2 separate regions of the Homo sapiens genome follow, and region 2 is linked to region 1. The links are chromatin contacts, found by Hi-C in ENCODE. All regions are on one chromosome and are shown on one strand. The core of a region is the stretch at or near the end of the contact, and the rest is flanking DNA. Distances in the headings are between cores, read along the strand shown.

What was found. Hi-C counts contacts between places; a loop is a spot of excess contacts on that map. Pooled maps may share reads with other maps.
Region 2: a pooled map shows a loop between it and region 1 (2.7-fold over the local background). The contact joins the promoter of HADH here to the enhancer-like site in region 1. A Hi-C loop is called at or near these places in 1 of 50 pooled maps.

Annotation. Positions count from the first base shown.
Region 1 is chr4:105,304,266-105,307,279 of GRCh38, forward strand. The region is part of intron 2 of TET2-AS1 (TET2 antisense RNA 1); the gene reads right to left. Among named protein-coding and RNA genes, the nearest start is that of TET2-AS1, 47 kb to the right of the region's middle. RefSeq lists an enhancer at 2,153-2,432. Within about 2 kb of position 1,371, at least 2 of the 41 ENCODE cell types and tissues checked have a DNase peak (open chromatin) inside an H3K27ac peak, as active enhancers do.
Region 2 is chr4:107,988,183-107,991,222 of GRCh38, forward strand. It overlaps HADH (hydroxyacyl-CoA dehydrogenase), which reads left to right and starts at 1,707. Exons shown (of 8, transcript NM_005327.7): 1 at 1,707-1,882. The coding sequence starts at 1,751. RefSeq lists a silencer at 1,474-1,703.

The DNA.
Region 1 (3,014 bases), core at 121-2,620:
TGAATAACTACATTAAGTGTAAATGGATTAAATTTTCCAATCAAAGGACATAGATTGGCAAAACTGATTAAGGAAAGCAGGATACAATTTTATGAGATTCATTTTAGAGCTAAGAATACACACAGATTGAGTGTGAAATAATGAGAAAAGGTAATCCATGCAAACAGCAACCAAAAGAGAGCAAGGATGACCATATTTATATTAGACAAAGTCAACTTTTTTCTGGTGTACATAGAACATTCTTCAGAATAGAAATGTTAAGCAACTGAAGCTTAACAAAAAAGTCTTAATAAATGTTAAACATTTATTAACAAAAAAGTCTTAACAAATGTTAAAAGGTTGATATCATACAAAGTATCCCTTACAATTATAATGGAATGAAACTAGAAATGAGTAGCAGAAGGAAAACTGGAAAATTCACACACATTGAAATTAAACAATATACTCAAACAGCCAATGGGTTAAAGAAGAAACTATAGAGAAACTGGAAAATATTTTGAGAGAAATGAAAACACAACCCCCCGACACTTATGGCATGTACAGAAATCAGACCCAAGAGAAAAATGTATAGCTGTAAATGCTTACATTAAAAAGAAGGATGTCAAATTAACAATGTACTTTACACTTTTAGGAACTAAAAAAAGAAAAAACTAAACCCACAGCCAGAAGAAGGAAGGAAAGATTACAACAAAGATACAATACAGGATACAAAAAAAAAAAAACAAAAAAATTAAACCAAAAGTAAGCTCTTAGAAAAGATCAACAAAATGTTTAGCTAGAATGACTAAGAAAAAAAGCTCAAGTAACTAAAATCAGAAATGAAAGAGGATATTACTACCAATTTTACAGAAATAGAAAACGATTACATCAGTGATTGTCAGAGTTAGAGGTGAGGAAACAAATAGGGCACAGAAGATTTTTAGGGCAGTGAAACTACTTGGTATGACACTGTAATGGTGGATACAGGTATATATTTGTTTAAATCCATAGAATGTACAAATCGAGCAAACCCATGTGTAAACTGTGGGCTCTGCATAATTATGTGTCAATGTAGGTTCAGCCAAGCAAAAGTGTCCTTTTCATGATAAAGATTCAAAATGATGCCCCTCAATGCTAACTCAATTAAGCATCTACAACAGGCCAGGCTTTGTGGTAGAACTACAAACAGCGTTGGAAATAACGGTAAGTTTCAGCCCCTACAGACTTCAAGTATAGCTGCAGGTTGAGAAAATCATATTCAATAAGTGCTCAGTTGCTTATGGTTTGCGATGGCAGTGATGGTCAGTCCAAGTATTTTCAGGTCAAGGCACACAACTTTCCAAAGATTATGCTTTCATCTGCCATACAGGCTGTGATATTACTCACATATTTGCAGCTTAGGAAGTTCCCAAGAGGGCTTGAAGCAAGAGGCTTGCTATGGATATTACTAATCACTAACATTTAAGAGTACTGTGGGCTAAATATTGATTTCAGCATTTTACATGTATTTATTCTTTTAATCCTTATAACCACAATTTAAGGGAAGTACAATTTTTATCTCCATTTCATGCTTGAGAAAACTGAGACACAGAATATCAATAATTTTCTTAAAACAGAGCTAATAAGTGGCTCCAGAGCCTGGTAGAAAGCAAGGCAGATATGAGGAGTTCTATTCTATCAGGGCAATAGGATGTTGGGCTGCCCAGTCAGAACAGTGAAAAGCCCAGTAGGCCAGCCTTTCCCCCAGCTGTCCAATTTTTTAATAGAGCTCCTGGTGGCAACATGTAGATTAGCCTTATTTAGACCTGTCAGCAAAGTCCTGGGGATCATGTCTGGGCCCCGTTAATAAATGGCTAAGATACACTGCCTACCATTTCTCTGTTCCACAGAAAGGGGTCTGGGTCAGTGAGAAAGAGAGTGGGAAGGAAAAGTCAAAAACATCCTCAGTTCCAATGACACAGCTTAGGATGGTGAGTATATGTCACATACACATTAAAACCCCCCTAATTAGGTTGTCCACTTCTGACTCGGAAAAGCCTCAGTGGAAAACATTATGCCATGATGCTACAATACCTGGGATTCTGCTCTGTTCAGCACTTCCAACCTTGAAGGACAAAAGCAAAACAGTGTGGGTGTAGGTGGGTGTGTGTCTGGCTGCAAGCACATGCCAGCCACTGCTGTCACACAGCCTTGCCTATGCCTTGGTATATTAAAGAGTGGTGAGTCACTCACACTTATGATAACCATTCATAACTAGAATTTTAGAAGAGGGGAAAACCCCAGGGCTGTACAGAATGACACGTGACACTCTCCAATGGAAGGACAGAAAGAGCAGAAGCCTCTTGCTAAATCTAACCATGAGCTCTTTCAGAGAAAAGAGGGCCGTTCAGCTTTTCTGCGTCACTATTAATGTGAGCCAGCTGGAAACAGAAAGAATGACTCAAGAGAGTACTACCTATCCTGGAAATGGGGTCAAAGCAGGTATGGTGGGGGAACTGGTTGTGGGCGAGACTGAAGGAGGAAGAAAGATGAGATGTGTGTTTCCTCAAAGTTGATGCTCCTCTCAGTTATTTACTCTTCTCAAGGGTGTCATCAGTATTCTCGGAAGGTCTCAAAAGTGGCAGGGTTCCACCTACCTCAGGTTTTTTTTGCATATTTAATCTTTTATATTTAATATTTAAAAACAATTTTTACATCTTTCACCGCAGGAATTTCCAGTTTGTAAATTGGAAAGCGCTGGAAAGCTGGACCCACTCAGTAACAAGACAACTCCAATCAAAGCAGGTGTTTGCAGGCATCAAGGTCAAGCTGGGCTGGGACAGCCAAGGGCAGCCCAGAGGTCCTTCTCATAGCACTACCTTCTCATAGTACTACCCTGTCTTGAGCAAAGACCCTTGTGGGACCATCAGCAGGATTTGGATGACTAACAGAGGGCAAATTTCATGCTGCTTTGAGCCTAATGCCTCTTTGTTTTTACTGCATTTTTTTTTAATTTTTTTTTTTTTATTATACTTTAAGTTTTAGGGTACATGTGC
Region 2 (3,040 bases), core at 457-2,956, 2.7 Mb after region 1:
AGGTTATAAATGACCCTGCCTCCTTTGTTCGGTGTACTCTTGTGGCAAAACTGCTGGCGAGTGTACTCTTTCCGCAGAAAGTAAAAATGGCCTTGCTAAAGAAATTAATTTTATGTTCAAGTGCTATTTCTTTACGGCACCAAGAAATAAGCATTTCTAGCAGTCCTTAACCGCCATAATGCCCTAAATTAGACCATGACCAATTGGACTCAAATACTTTGAACTATCTTTATTGCCTGAACTTTGAATTGTTTAATTTTGATCAGTTCAGTTTGTGGAGACTCCTGTTAAGGTGTGTACCTCAGTTTATTGCTATACTCCTTCTCGTGGCCATAATAGTCTCCCTGATGTGTTGTTGTCCCCTCGAGAGTCTTCAATGTCTCTATGCAGCCATCCTTTGTACACCAAATGGTGTTATTACAGTTAGAATAACAACATGAAGAAAGTATAATCACTCAACTAATTTGACATTGTGACTTCCATACTGAGACAAAACAAGGTTCTGGTCAATCTCGTAAAACTGAGAGGCTGACCCAAAGGAGGAAACTGTTATTAAATTAAATCTGGCCTAAAGTTGCCTCCCTACCTAGCAAAGCATAATCAAACCTAATATGTAAATAAACTGCAATGTAATTTGAGAGTACGTTCTTCTAACAAGTGGCCAAGTCTTGGCCAATCACCGCAGCGGAGCTTTTAGCCCATTACAGGCTGCAAAAAATATTGTCTATAAACGCGGCTTGCCCACTGTTAGGGGCTGGAGCTCTCTGAACCTTTACTGGCTCAGGATACTACATGATTCATGCTTTCTTTGCTCAGATAAACTCTGCTAAACTTGTTTGAAGTTTTTTTGTTAACAATATTTAAACATAAAGCAAATAAATTAATAAGAATCCTATATCACTAAGTTACAGTAATTAGAAAGTATTCACCTGAGTGAGAAGATTGGCCAAGCTGCTATCCAGTCTTCCATTATTTGACAAGACATTTCTTTCCTATGCTTTCTAATAGTATTCGTTATTCCAGAAAGGTTGCTCTATGACCTTAAACCGTCCACATGTTCACTGCACTGATAGACGTCCAACGTCAAGATGGGTAACTAAAGGTCAACTCTCTCTTTACCTTCCCTGAGCCTGATTTTTGCATTGTAACTCATGGTCACTAGACATTTGTTTTGGGTGTTCGCAGTCTACATTTATTTCCCTTTTAGGGGAAACAATCACTGTCCACGGGATTAAAATAATCCCGAGTTGATTATTTGGTGACATCAACCAACGGTGCACATTTTGGGTCCATTACCAACACAGCCAAGCAGCACATATTTCTTCAGAGCCTAGATATGCACATGTCATCAAAGGATAGCATTTTACAGAGTCAACACCACTCACTTCATAGAACAAGGGGCCAGTGGCTTTTCAGAAGAAGGGTCTGTTCTCGGCCCCACACCAGAACGCCAGCCGCCAGGTCCCGCTGCTCAGCAGGTCTCAAGCCCGCGCTCACTCGGGCTCCGGCTGCTGACAGCTGCGAGCCCGCGCGTGTATACCCGCTCAACGCTGGGACGTTACAGCCAGGGCCAATGGGCAGAGCGGGACTCGAGGCCCCGCCCCCGCCTTGTGGCGTCACGGGGACGCCGGGGGCGCGCGGGCTGCAGGGCCGCGTAGGTCCCCGCCCCCAGAGTCTGGCTTTCCGCGGCTGCCCGCCTCGCGCGTCTTCCCTGCCCGGGTCTCCTCGCTGTCGCCGCCGCTGCCACACCATGGCCTTCGTCACCAGGCAGTTCATGCGTTCCGTGTCCTCCTCGTCCACCGCCTCGGCCTCGGCCAAGAAGATAATCGTCAAGCACGTGACGGTCATCGGCGGCGGGCTGATGGGCGCCGGCATTGCCCAGGTGAGCGGCCCTCCCTGCAGCGTGCCCACGCGCTTGGCCGCCCACCCTGAGGTGGAAGCTCTGGCGCGACCGGCCGCGAGGGGCCTGCACCCGCCCGACACCAGGGAGTTTTCACCCCGCGCCTCCCGGGTGTAGTTGAAATATCTCGCGTCTGGGCCTGTGAGGGCCCAAGTCTCACTCCCCTCAAAATTCAGGGTTCTGGGCCGATCCTCAGCTTCCTCGTTTGGAAAATTCTGGCTGCCCCCAGGGCCCGCTGAAGGTTCCATGGAGAGTGGCGGTGAATGCATTTTGGAAGCGGGCCGTGCAAGAGAAGAAAGAATTGTATGTGCACAAGGTTCAGGCATAACGCGTTTGTTCCTGCTCGGCTCAAACGGGAGTTTGCTGCCAAAGACATGAACTGCGATCAGTTTTAATTCTATCAGTTATTTTTGATTTTTATTCTGTAATTGTGCAGTCTTTGTCAAAGTAGTTTTCTCTCCTAAACGGCCTCCCGGCTCTCCCCGGTCTTTCCTTCGCTTGCTAGGTTGTAAAGAATAGTAGTAGTCATGACTTTTGTAGCACTTTGTAAAGTCACCTAATGGAAGATTGCTGAGGTCCTGGTTTTGACCTTTGAAATAGTGCCGTCTGTGCAGAGTTCTGAGCTTGCGATTTTGGCGCTGCAGCGGAATAAGTCTCTCTCTTTTTTTTTTTTTTTTTTTTTTTGAGTCGGAGTCTCTTTGACCCAGGCTGGAGTGGAGTGCAATGGCGCGATCTCGGTTCACTGCAACCTCCGCCTCCCGGGTTCAAGCGATTCTCCTGCCTCAGCCTCCCGAGTAGCTGGGATTACAGGCGCCCCGCCCGGCTAATTTTATATTTTTAGTAGAGACAGGGTTTCACCTTGTGGGTCAGGCTGATCTCGAACTCCTGACCAAAGGTGATCCGCCCGCCTGGCCTCCCGAAGTGCTGGGATTACAGGCGTTAGCCACTGCACCCAGCCGGAACAAGTCTTTTATCCATTGTACATCTTCAGGGCTTTTCCATTGTTCTGCTGAGCTGTGGTTCAGGCTCAGTTGTGCGAGTGATTGATTACCTGGCTACTGTAATGCTTGTACTTTTTTTTTTTAAAAATTATTCCATTTCAGCTCACATTGGAGAACCATGGTTTTCGTATCCTAGCTG